Linked DNA regions of Homo sapiens: region 1 is linked to region 2. A link is a contact called in ENCODE Hi-C data. All regions are on one chromosome and are shown on one strand. Each heading gives the region's core, a stretch centred on a gene start or an enhancer-like site at or near the end of the contact. The rest is flanking DNA. Distances are from core to core; before and after follow the strand shown. Region 1 has its middle 22 kb from the start of LINC02344. Region 2 has its middle 94 kb from the start of RFC3.

What was found. A loop is a pair of places that touch in the nucleus more often than their neighbours do. Pooled maps may share reads with other maps.
Region 1: a loop to region 2 is called in a map of B cell, with 4 times the contacts of the local background. The contact joins two enhancer-like sites. A Hi-C loop is called at or near these places in 7 of 168 maps with a recorded cell type or tissue (B cell, CD14-positive monocyte, Right ventricle myocardium superior and 3 more), 14 of 37 single-sample maps with no recorded cell type and 17 of 50 pooled maps.

What each region holds. Positions count from the first base shown.
Region 1 is chr13:33,354,053-33,361,251 of GRCh38, forward strand. It overlaps a transcript of STARD13 not described here. Among named protein-coding and RNA genes, the nearest start is that of LINC02344, 22 kb to the left of the region's middle. Within about 2 kb of position 1,604, at least 2 of the 41 ENCODE cell types and tissues checked have a DNase peak (open chromatin) inside an H3K27ac peak, as active enhancers do.
Region 2 is chr13:33,721,237-33,727,914 of GRCh38, forward strand. No RefSeq gene overlaps it. Among named protein-coding and RNA genes, the nearest start is that of RFC3, 94 kb to the right of the region's middle. RefSeq lists a silencer at 2,709-2,878. Within about 2 kb of position 2,780, at least 10 of the 41 ENCODE cell types and tissues checked have a DNase peak (open chromatin) inside an H3K27ac peak, as active enhancers do.

The sequences.
Region 1 (7,199 bases), core at 354-2,853, 370 kb before region 2:
CTATTTCCTATGTGAGCCACCTGGTGCTACCACCCATCTAGTGACTGAGAGAGAAATCTAGAAGACATCTGAAACACCTCCATACATCCTATGCTGCTTCAATCTTCCCCCACTTCTCTATCTCCTGAGTAACTGATTTAGTTCAGGTTTTCTCTTTCCCTTCCCTGAATTTCAGCATAAAAAGAGTCCCATTTGAAAGCTCTTGGTCTCACTGCACTCTACGTCTTTATACATTAGCTGTTCTTGAATGCCCTTACCCTAATTTTTTTGTTCTTCACTCATCCTTCGAGATTCAACTCAGATGTACTCAGATGTCACCTCCTCCTTAATCCTTCTACAAATCCCAGTGGCTGGATGGATTCCTCTTCCATTGTGTTTCTTCCATGCTTTGGGGATACTGCCGGAGGAGCACTTATCAAAGAGCCAGAGTTCAGTGTCCTTACCTGTTTCTTCTCAGCTGTCCCTGCAGTCCTGAGTTCCTCCAGGTAGGACTAGCACAGAACTTTTATTTCTCAACCTCTTGTACCTTTTTCAGTGAACAGCACATAGTAGGAGTAGGATCATTTACTGACTGAATGACTATTCCTATAGTTTTAAATGACTGGTTACCACTAGGATCTGCTCCTTAGTCTAAGTGTAAATTTTAAGGATGCTTATGGTGATATTGCTTCATTCTCATTAATTATCACTCTTTTCTTATATAATATTTATTAATTTTAAATATACATACTGATAATTATAGTTTTTTAAACACAAAAATTGTAATAGAAACATTAAAAGTACCTGTAATATTACCAAAAAGAGAGCTGATAACATTTGAAAATTTTCCTTTTTATTTTTTTCCTTGCATATTAAAAAAACTTGGAAGAATTTTTATACCAAGTTTTTCATTTTTTTTCACTAAGCAGTAGATTGTGAGCATTTTTCCAATGTATTTTCTTTTAAAATGTAGTTTTTAATGAATATCTAAAATTCTGTGGGATAAACACACTATAATTTATTTTAAAGCTTTCACAATTTTGAATATTTTTCTCCAAATTTCTAAAATTACAAATAATCCTGCGATAAATAACTTTGACAAATGAAAAGATATATATTTTTTTCTCCTTCTCTTACTGCTATGTAATAAGACCCATCACCATTGCCTCTCACAACCACAGGCAATAAGCAGGACTTGCCACCCACCACCTACACATCTGAATGCCAACAACTCTGCAATTCCATTACATTTTTATCCCTTCCACTTCCCTCCCATGTTCAACTCTGATTCTGTGCCATCACCCCGTATGGAAGAGTGGAGAAGCACATTCCACGGTCTGCTTGCTGCGGTATTTTTTTGTTGGAACCCTTTGCTTGAGAATAGAGCCCAATTTCTAACTGTACCAGGCCAGGAATCCTTTGCCAAGAACCCATAGTCATGGTGCATTATTTCATGTTGCTTGCAGCTTTGCTGTGGGGAAATGCCTTCCTTGAGGAGACCCATTTTCCTTTGCTGCAGGGTAGAAGGGTGAAGAGCTCTCGCAACTCTCTCCCTGCAGCATGTTCCTTTCCCAGGAGAGATGGGATGTAGCAACTCTTCCTTTGGTGTATCCTTCGCTCCATTTCAGGGACATGCTGTTGGAGATTGTGAAATGCAATCTCATGTTACTTATTTCCTCATTTTAAAAGTGTTGCTGAAAGTTCTGGAGAAGCTGACTTTTCAAGCTGGGTCCTTGGATCACAGTCACCAATCTGTGCCTGCCCTGATTGGTCTATCTGTGTGTCCCATTGCCATGCTCTGAATCTGCCAGTCTTTGAATGCTAACAATTTTGATTGCTTTTCGGGTTTTGTTCTGTTAATTAAAAAAGCATCAGGCTCCACACTTTCTTGGAAGCAAAATTTAGTGTTAGCTGTAAGCTCTGCATTGCCAATTAATAACTTTGGCTGTGTTTCATATTTTCCTGATGTAGACTGGTAAATGCTTTGAATCTTCAGGCTCAATGTCATATCATGGTCATCAACTTTACAAATATCACAATTCCTTTCTATATTTTCATGTACACTTTGGGGGGACCATGATTACCATATGGGAGACGTTGGGTAAGTGTCTTACAAATTTCTGATGGCATTCACAGGCCATTGGATTGAAGACGTTTCCAGTGATTGAAATCATCTTGACATCACTTGTGCTATCCTTCAGACTGTCTGTTTTATAAAGGTTGAGTAAGTAATTTAGCTTACCACACAACCTCGCATTAGCATATCGATTTAGGTAATTTGTTATGACTGTCTTAGTATACATAGAGTAGTTTGAGACCTCAAACATACACTGTGAAGCATTCTTCCATTGCTACTGAGCTTCTTAAGGTCAATGAACACATCATCTGAAGAGCAGTGAAAGCCCCAGTCCCCAGCTCCCATAGGCAGTACAGGGAAGTGGCTGATGGCATAGACAGAGGAGGTAGCCAACTAGGTTCATACCATGGCTCCGCACCTACTAGCTGTGTAATCTCCATAAGTTACCCATTTTCTGAGTTCCTCAGCCTCAGCATCTATAAAATGGGGATTATAATAATGCTTCCCTCATAGGATTTTTGGCAAGGATCAAATGCAATAATACATGCAAAATATTTAGAATGATGCCTGGCATATAATGAGCATGCATTACATTTTAATTGCTATTGTTGTTGTTGCTACTATTTTGCCTAAACCATTTCTGCAATTCTCATGAGATTCCAGTCCAGCCAAATTCTGAATAGCCTCATGCTAAACAGCAAGAAGTCACTCATGAGAATTATAAACTAGCACTGGATGTGGGAGGTACGAGAATAGGATTCACATCTTAGCTCTGGGAATGATAAGGTGTAGGAGAGATAGAAGCTATTTAATATCCCTAAACATAGACTTCCTTATCTGTCAAATGCAGCAAAGAACTCTTTGTTCTACCTACCCTGCTCATACTTAAACTATATGTGAGAGTGTTTTATAATTCAAAGTGTCATCAAAATGAAAGGTATTGTAAATAATAGGAAAGTTTAGGGAAAATCTGCATATGGAGCAAGTACATTTCCTACTTGCATGCATAAAAAGATATTTATTCAACAAAGATCTGTATTCCTAGAGTGACACAGGTTTCTCCTGGTGGCCCTAGTTGTGCTCCAACTGCTGACATAAATCAAGGCTGATTAAGTATGTTTACTGGTGTGGACACTTGAAAGGGGCTGGGACCCTTGTCACCTTCCATGGGGTAACCCTCCACTCCAATTATATTTATTCCACAAATATGTGTTCAACAAACCTTTGGCATCTCTAAAGACAGGCAGCATGTGTTCCACATTCTAGAGGAAAATCTTCTGGAGATATCTCAGTACTAACTCCCACCTTGTTAATTAATCTGTGTAGGTATGGCATTTTCTTTAGGAATTTCATCATTAATAAGACCTTGCTCTAGTTTAGCACTACCCAGGATAATGCGTCTTGTAAGCATTATTTAACATAACAAGCACATGAGGTCAGCAGCTACTCTTTAGAAAAACAAAACAAAACAGGCAGGGAAACAAATTCAGAAAAGTTATATGATTTGATCAAGATCATCAGCTAATAAGTTGCGGAACCAAGACTCAAATGTTTACCATCCATCTTTAAATCCAGTCTTTGGGAGGCCGAGGTGGGTAGATCACTTGAGGTTAGGAGTTCAAGACCAGCCTGGCCAACATATGAAACCCCATCTCTACTAAAAATACAAAAATTAACCGAGTGTGCTGGTGAGAGGTGACAGCATGCTGGCAGTCCTCAGAGCCCTCGCTTGCTCTCGGCAACTCCCCTGCCTGGGCTCTCACTTTGGTGGCATTTGAGGAGCCCTTCAGCCCCCCACTGCACTGTGGGAGCCCCTTTCTGGGCTGGCCAAGGCTGGAGCCCACTCCCTCAGCTTGCAGGGAGGTGTGGAGGGAGAGGCACGAGCGGGAACCGGGGCTGCGTGCGGCGCTTGCGGGCCAGCTGGAGTTCCGGGTGGGCGTGGGCTTGGCGGGCCCCACACTCGGAGCAGCCAGCCAGCCCTGCTGGCCCCGGGCAATGAGGGACTTAGCACCCGGGCCAGTGGCTGCGGAGGGTGTACTGGGTCCCCCAGCAGTGCCAGCCCACCAGTGCTGCGCTCGATTTCTCGCCGGGCCTTAGCTGCCTTCCCATGGGGCAGGGCTCGGGACATGCAGCCCGCCATGCCTGAGCCTCCCACCCACTCCATGGGCTCCTGTGCAGCCCGAGCCTCCCCGAGGAGCACCACCCCCTGCTCCACGGTGCCCAGTCCCATCGACCACCCAAGGGCTGAGGAATGTAAGCGCACGGCACAGGACTGGCAGGCAGCTCCACCTGCAGCCCCGGTGTGGGATCCACTAGATGAAGCCAGCTGGGCTCCTGAGTCTGGTGGGGACGTGGAGAGTCTTTATATCTAGCTCAGGGATTGTAAATACACCAATCAGCACCCTGTGTTTAGCTCAAGGTTTGTGAGTGCACCAATCGACACTCTGTATCTAGCTGCTCTGATGAGGACGTCTGTATCTGCTCTCTGGTGAGAGTCTTTATGTCTAGCTCAGGGACTGTGAATACACCAATCGACACTCTGAATCTAGCTCAAGGTTTGTAAATACACCAATCAGCATCCTGTGTTTAGCTCAAGGTTTGTGAGTGCACCAATCGACACTCTGTATCTAGCTGCTCTGGTGAGGATGTGGAGAGTCTTTATGTCTAGCTCAGGGATTGTAAATACACCAATCGGCACTCTGTATCTAGCTCAAGGTTTGTAAATACACCAATCAGCACCCTATGTTTAGCTCAAGGTTTGTGAATGCACCAATCGACACTCTGTATCTAGCTGCTCTGGTGGGGCCTTGGAGAACCTGTGTGTGGAAACTCTGTATCTAACTAATCTGATGGGGACGTGGAGAACCTTTGTATCTAGCTCAGGGATTGTAAAGGCACCAATCAGCGCCCTGACAAAACAGGCTACTGGGCTCTACCAATCAGCAGGATGTGGGTGGGGCCAGATAAGAGAATAAAAGCAGGATGCCCCAGCCAGCATTGGCAACCCGCTCAGGTTGCCTTCCACACTGTGGAAGCGTTGTTTTTCGCTCTTTGCAATAAATTTTGCTACTGCTCACTCTTTGGGTCCACGCTGCTTTTATGAGCTGCTATGAGCTGTAACACTGCAAAGATCTGCAGCTTCACTCCTGAGCCCAGCGAGACCACGAGCCCACCGGGAGAAACGAACAACTCCAGACGCGCTGCCTTAAGAGCTGTAACACTCACCGCGAAGGTCTGCAGCTTCACTTCTGAACCAACGAGACCACGAACCCACCAGAAGGAAGAAACTCCAAACACATCTGAACATCAGAAGGGACAGACTCCCGACACGCCACCTTAAGAGCTGTAACACTCACCGCGAGGGTCCACGGCTTCATTCTTGAAGTCAGTGAGACCAAGAACCCACCAATTCCGGACACAATGGCGTACACCTGTAATCCCAGCTACTCGGGAGGCTGAGGTAGGAGAATTGTTTGAACCTGGAAGGCAGAAGTTGCAGTAAGCTGAGATCATGCCATTGCACTCCAGCCTGGGCAACAGAGCAAGACTCCATCTCAAAAAAAAAAAAAATCTAGTCTCATTCTCTTCTCCCCACAGCTCCCTTGCCATTCTTCAGAGGCCATAGTATAATGGCCAAAGTTGTCCCTTTAACTTGATAGGCTATTTCCCCACTAGTTTGTAGAAATTTGGAGGTTGTCAGATAATATATTATGATCAGTATAGAAATGTCTTCTCCATCAGCAATGAGATTAAACCTATTTCATTCTTTAAAGTAATCTAGAGTTACCTCACCTTATATTTAAATCTATCATTAAGCCCTTGGAAAACGTCTGGTTATCTAAAATGATTTCTAAGACTGAGTGCATTTTAAGGGAATGATTACTTCAAAATAACTGGTCTCTGATTCTTTCAGATAAACAAGGGGTTATGAGGACACAGACTGGGTTCTGCCAACGTCCTGCAACATTTCCTTGTTATCAGTAACAGAACTCTTAGGAGTTTAAACAAAGTGTCTTTCAATTTATGACGTTTTAAAAATGGGGGAGCCTCAAGATGTAATTCCTCTTTCTTCAACAAAAATAGTTCAAAGGCAGTCGATTTTTTTTTTTCTTCTGAGACGGAGTCTCACTCTGTCGCCCAGGCTGTAGTGCCATGGCGCCATCTTGGCTCACTGCAAACCCCGCCTCCCAGGTTCCAGCTATTCTCCTGCCTCAGCCTCCCAAGTAGCTGGGACTATAGGCGCGTGCCACCACTCCCGGCTAGTTTTTTGTATTTTTAGTAGAGACAGGGTTTCACCGTGTTAGCCAGGCTGGTCTCTATCTCCTGACCTTGTGATCCACACACCTCGGCCTCCCAAAATGCTGGGATTACAGGCGTGAGCCACTGCTCCTGGCCGGCAGTCGATTTTTTTAAATTTTAAGTGTCTTCCTGTTAGTGCCTTATGATCACATCGTTAGTAAAGGAGAGTTATTAGTTTTAAGAGTATCTGGGGCAATGGAAATTACTTTTATTATTTAATATACATTTTCCTTCTGTGTAGACAGAAGGATTCCTTCTGTGTAGACAGAAGGAATCCTTCTGTGTAGACAGAAGGAATCCTTCTGTGTAGACAGAAGGACATATTGTTGATCGTTGAACAATATAGGATTGAACTGTGTGGGTCCACTTATATGTGGATTTTTTTTCTTTTCTTTTTTTTTTTTTTGAGACGGAGTCTTGCTCTGTCACCCAGGCTGGAGTGCAGTGGCGCAATCTGAGCTCACTGCAAGCTCCGCCTCCCAGGTTCACGCCATTCTCCTGCCTCAGCCTCCCCAGCAGCTGGGACTACAGGTGCACGCCACCACGCCCGGCTAATTTTTTTTTTTTTTTTTGTATTTTTAGTAGAGACAGGTTTTCACCGCGTTAGCCAGGATGATCTCGATCTCCTGACCTGTAATCCGCCTGCCTCGGCCTCCCAAAGTGCCGGGATTACAGGCGTGAACCACCGCGCCTGGCCTGGATTTTTTTTCAAAAACAGTTACACTGAGTGTGCCTGCCTCCCCTTCCACCTCCTCTGCTTCTTCCTCTGCCCTCCGAGACAGCAAGACCAACCCTCTTTTATTCTTCCTTCTCATCAGCTTACTCAATGTGAAGACAATGAGAA
Region 2 (6,678 bases), core at 1,530-4,029:
CTTTTGGAATCCTTAATTCCACGCAAGCAACACTTGCATGCAGTTTCCATTTTATAGATGAGGTATCTCAAGTTCAGAGAAGTTCAGTACCTTGACTAAGGACAAAACTAAAACAGAGCCGACTGAAGAATTGCAATCTTTCATTGTAGTCTACAGTTCAATAACAACACTGAATAGGGGTTGTGGGTAAATAAGGAATGAAGTTTTCTGTCTCCAAGGAGAAGGCATCCTGAGTCTTTGGGAGACAGCAGTAGTAATGGCAGTGAAAGCAGATAAACCTTGTTCAAAACAGGTTATCTGCTTATCAAAGCACCAACTACTGAGACATCAACTGATTTCCTCATGCTCAGAGCCTGTACACAAGAGGAACAAAGTTTGGTACCAAAAATTGGTGTGGTTCAAAGAAGTGGGGACTATACAATAAAGAAAAGCTGTATTGTTCTAAGTAAATTTTCTTTTGTATTTCATGAGGTCACAAATAGTTCTAGCATTTTTCCCCCTTGGCTTTCTTTTGGAGAGGACATTACAAATGATAGTGATTCGATGACAGACATTCTTTTTCCCCAAGTGGTTCAGAGCATTCCAAAGGACACAAGGCTATTTTTATTCAGTGGAGCTTGGGACTCTTGGTAGGAAAAGATCTGCAGTGCTGCTGTCCTTCTGATAAAAGGAACAAACATGTTCTTGAACAATCTTGAAAGGATGACACAGCTCATGGAAAATCCAGGAAATGCAGATGTTATTACTGTATGAGAATCACAAGACATGATCTCAGAGATAATTTAGTACAGCATGATTGAGCAGCAGAGGAATATGGAAATTTGTAACTGATAAATGGTGGTAGCTGGGCCAGATTTTGAGAGGTGGTTTGAAAGCTTTAACAGACAGATTACTTAAAGTCATTTAATGGATTTCAGCTCCAACACTGACTTATTTTAATAAACGAAATGCTAATTTGGGCCTCATGCATTCTTTTATATATTCAATTCATGAGGTTGGAAACATTGATCTTTATATTCCTGAGAAACAATTTAATTAGACCTGTAAATGGCTCTTAAAGTACAAATAATGAGAACCAACTATTTGGAAGTGACTTCAAGACTGGCTTGCAAAGAGTGTATAAGTTTCTATTTGATGGTGTAATTACCCATTTGCAAGAGTCACATACACAGGCCAAATCTCCTAATTGATTTACTTAGTAACATGTAACATTGAGGTCACATTACATTAGCAAGGGGAAATGGAAGGCAGAATTATTTACCTTGATACTATAAACGAGAATAAACAAATGATACTTCAATTATCTGATTCTTTCAAATGAGACATTTGAGGTATAAGAATCTGAATTGCATTGTTACTGAATTTCACATTGATACTAGACAGTCTCAGAGTCAGAAAGCCAACGTTTTACATAGAGACTTTAGAGACATTTTTGTCTGTGTAAGTAACTTTTATACAGCTCAATTTGCCAGTATGTGACTTATCTATTTATACATGGGCCAAGTACTTGACTAGTTTTTTAACTTTCCAGTTTTATAAAAATGAAAGTGAAAGAGTCCAAATACTATTTTCATAACTGTCAACTAATTCATAGTTACAGTAACCAGAAAATAGAATAGCGTGTAGGCATTGGACTGAACACAAGGACTTTATTGGATTTTCTTTACTATAATAATATTCCTGGACTTCCCAATTTCATGTGCTTGAAAAATTTAGAAAACATCTTGCTGTAAATCCATACTGCAGATTACTCAAAGGCTTGGGAATATGATTCAAGAGGAAATTCTTTAGATCTGGGATAATTCACTTCTATTTTTCAAGGGCTTTTGTTTTAAGGATACCTGGAAAATCATAAAATCAGATGGGATTTAAGAGTTATTTAATCTAGTGGTACCTATGCACCAGTCATTAGATCTGTGCTGGGCTGCCTGCCTACACATTTTTAGCTAATTTCCATGTCTTCAGACAAGAAAAATGTTTTCCAAGGAAAACAGTTCTTTTGGATTTTTTTTTAAGTGCAATTTCTGGGCCCTGCCCTAGATTTTCTGACTGAGCAAATTTATAGGCAAGGCCCTGGAATCTGTATTTTTTTAAAAAGCTTCCCCGGTGATTTTGAGATCCAGCCATTTGTGGAAACCCACTGATGTTAGTCCAATCTCTTTGTTTTCCAGATGCAAAATCTGAGGCCCACCTTGTCCCAGCTAAGCAAGTGAGGGAGAGGAATCCAGAGCCCTGACTTGTAATTCATTTTTTTTTTGTGTGCTTCTCATTCACTAGGCACATCTGCTGATCAAATCCTTCCCATACCCTCTGGATTCAGAACAAGAGGAAGTGCACATATGTCCACAACAATTTCCCAACACTAGGGAGTATTGATTTGCTGGGGGAGCAAGTGGCATCTCCCTCCCTGGAAAATTTTAAAACCAAAAGAAAAAGTTTAACTGGCTGATAATTTATAAATGAAATCCTCTCTGAAGATAGGAAGATGGGCTAGATAATGTTTTATCTCTTCTAGCCCTAACTTTCCATGCTCCTATAATTTAGTAACAAAAGGAACCCATGCACTTTCTTTTTTTTTAAGACAGTTTCTCCAGAAGCTTCCATGTGTGGAGAAACTTACTCTCTTCCTCCTTCTTCTATTTATCTTTTCTTATCTGAAAGGAGGACTACACTGTAAACATCTACATATGCAAAACCCATGCCTTTGGTACACACCTACCACTTTCAGATCAAACCGACAGCCTAAGTGGCCAGGCTGGCAGCTGGTTTAGGATAAATACAACAGCACCACCTTGTGTTGCGTTTCTGGGAGAATTTACCACTTCAGCAGGACAAAGACTTGGGCCGGGATGGGTGGCTCAGGATACAGCAACTATTCCTTTACTTTCCCTGCTGGGAGCAAATGCTAGCCATTTCGAAAAACCTTTTTGTTTGTTATCAGCCTACAATTTTCTTCTATAAATTCTGTAATTTTTAAAATATAAAAGGTAGCTGAGAAATGGAAATGCAGAAATAAACATATATTAATAAAAGCCTGGGTAAGCACAGTGCTATAGTAAATATTGTAGAGAAAAAGTTAATGTCAGCTTTTATTGCAAAAGACTTGATAGTAAATGTACATTTAATGCTATTGTGATTTAACACTTTCTCTAAAGATTCTCCCATATTTGGGGAGGTAGCTTTTAAACTATGTATTTGCCTATTAAGGGAAGAAAAGAATGTTTCACTTTCTCATAACCATTCTGGGTGAGCCTGGATAAAGTCTTTGTTTTCCCCAAGTATAGTTGTAGATTCACATATATAAATATATATAGATATATATGAATATATATATAATATTCATATTATACCTTGTATTCCCCAAGCATGGTTGTAGATTCATATACTATATGTGTACATATATAATATACATATGCACATATATATTTGCATCTTTGCTGTGGAGCAAGCTAAAAATTTAATATGTGAATATCAACATGGGACTGAAAGACCATAAAGACCAGAAAATCGACATATTTGCTAAACAAATATGTCAAATGTCTGATATTTTCAACAGAAAGAACATGACTAATTAAGGAAGATTATTTCCAGTTGTAATTTGAAATGTCAAGATTAGTGTAACAAATCAGCAATTCTTTGTCTCTGAAATCATCTGGAAAATTGAGCTAAGGCCTTACAAGCTACACATTATTATGGGAAGAGAAGTTACAGGATTAGAAAGTAGCAAACCAGGCATTCGGGGCCTTGCTGGGGCTGGCCATGCAGAAAAACTTACCCAGAAAATCCTGCAGAAAGCTCAGTAATGTTACTTTTAGTTGTAAAAGAGGATTTGGTCTTCAAAGTTTATTTGCCATTGTTCACCCAGTCTTTAGCACGTATATTTACTGTGCTGAGCTAATAACTTTGAATTAGACTTTACAAATAAGAAGGAAAAATTATGTCTTAGTTCCTCATGTGCTTTCTTGTGGAAGGCCAGACAAGTAGCACATTTGATTAGGCAATATTTCTAAGTTTTGGATAATTTTTCTGATATTGTATTCTCCAATTAAATTGTAATCTAATTTATAAAAATACTAAATATATAGTTATGAAGGGTGCACTACAATTTTAAAGAATGTGGAATGTTCAGGTGTGAATCATGAACTTGGAGGGCTTCTAGTAAATACCAGTTGGCAAATACAATGTCATATCAATATGAAGAAAATGCTCTTCTTTTCTTCAAACAAACGCAATCTCAAAAACTCCCAAGGGCTATTCCATTTGTGTACTTATCAGTCACTTGACTGCTTTCCTAATCACTGTTTTCTAGTCCCAGTTCTGTGCACAAAGGAAAGTTCCACCCCGTTCCCCAACCCTGCACTCAGGATCACTCCCCATCAAATGGTGCCTACCTGGAGCAGAATGTTGATTTCACACTTGCTCCAAATGTTCTTCTTCCTTCCATTAGACTTTCACTTAAAATTTATTTTTTGGTAGAATTTGAGTTCCAGGGAGAGTATGGACTTAATTTCTAGTGGCTCTTAATTCTGTACTGCCACCCAGATGGCTTCCAGCTACATGGCTTTTTTGTCACAGGACAAAGCAATGACTGTGGATAATGAAAAAATAATAATTTTCTAGAATGGTGGAATAATTTTAGACACTATTAGTGTTTATTAATTGGGTTGTGTATTAGTCTGCTTGGGCTGCCACAGCAAAATACCCCAGACTGGGAGGCTTAAAGAACAAAAGTTTAGGCCGGGCAAGGTGGCTCACACCTGTAATCCCAGTAATTTGGGAGGTCAAGGCAGGTGGATCACCTGAGGTCAGGAGTTCGAGACCAGCCTGGCCGACATGGTGAAACCCTGTGTCTACTAATAATACAAAAAAATTAGCCAGGCGTGGTGGCTTACACCTGTAATCCCAGCTACTTGGGAGGCTGAGGCAGGAGAATCGCTTAAACTCGGGAGGTGGAGATTGCAGTGAACCAAGGTCGCGCCATTGCACTTCAGCCTGGTGACAGAGTGAGACCCTGTCTCTAAAAAAAAAAGAAAGAAAGAAAGAAAGAAAGAAAGAAAGAAAGAAAGAAAAGAACAGGACAGAAGTTTATTTTCTACAGGTTCTGGAGGATAGAAATCCAACATCCAGGTGCCAGTAGGGTTGGTTTCTGGTTGCAAATGGTCACCATCTTGCTATGTCCTTACATGGTCTTTTTTCTGTAAGCATGGAGAGACAGAGAGAACGCTGGTGTCTCTTCTTCTTATAAGGGCACCAGTCTTATCAGATTAGGACCCCACCCTTATGATTTCATTTAACCTTAATTACTTTGAAAAGCTTATGTCCATATATGGTCACCCTAGGGTTAGTGCTTCAACACATGGAATTTTAGAGGGGACACAATTTAGTCCCTAATAGATGGTAACATAACTTGAACCTGGGAGGTGGAGGTTGCAGTGAGCTGAGATTGCACCACTGCGTTCCAGCCTGGGTGACAGAGCGAGACTCTGTCAAAAAAAAAAAAAAAAATCACCGAAGTTGGATAACCACAAAATGGATGTAATAACACAGCCCTGTCCTAACTTGGTTCTGACAGTGTCACATAGGAAAAACGTTTTAGAGTTAGAATTGCAACCTCTTGCTTCCAAGTGCCTATTTTACGTTAACTACTATGTTTTATTTTCCCAAATCTTCAACATTATGCTTTTAGAGGCAATTTTCAGAACTAGGTTTTTTTTTCTTATTTATACGCTGAAGTGTTATATATGTGATAAACAAGAAGACAAAATGACAGAAAGGAATTAAAGTCAATATAATCACCCCTGTTAAGCCATTATGTGTTTCCATTAGAGCTTTTCACACTAGCTCCATAGTCTAAGTTATTTCACTTCTCTGAGACCTGGCTCTTCCCTTGAAAATATATGATTAATAGTCCCCATCTTAAACAGTTGACCTGAGGAGTAAATGAGAATATACATATAAAAGGTTCCATGAGGACACAGCAGTAAGTTTGCCATTTGCAAGTTTTTAGAACATAGCAGACTTCTAACAGAAACAATGTTATCCTCTGTCTTACTAAGTTTTATAGTATGATTTTCCATTGCCTGAAATCTCTAATTCTGTAAACCATCCGAACTATATTTAAGTAAAGTAGTTCACTTGTGCATTTTGATAGAGTTTGATGTTTGCTTCTTCTATTTTGAGGAGGAACATGCCACCCACTCTTGGATGAAGTGGTGATTTAACTATAACTATAATACAGATATCTGACTCAACAACTGGCTGGAGTTCTGAAAGTAAAACCATGCAAATCAAGGAGATGGTAGCCAGCCTTAAATTCTCTATTGCCTCATAGTAAATTTATCTATAACATCCTTTGGAATGCTCAGATCGCTTCTAGTTATATCAAGATCATCAGTAAGTCTGCTCAAGAAAAGCCAACCTCCTCTTTCTTGGTCAAAAGGTGGGTTTAAACTTTTTAAATTTCGGTATCTAAAGGCAATTTTTAAAAAAGTTTTCAATGTTTTTGAAAGATTGAACTTTCCAGATTTAAATATTTTTTCATACTCTTAACCAAGTTGTAAAGTTCTGAGCCTGTGGAGGGGTTGGGGGTTGAAGGATAGAGTTTTCATATACCCATATGAAATGCACATACATAATCACATGCCACAAACCACAATCACTGTTAGAACTGTACAGTGT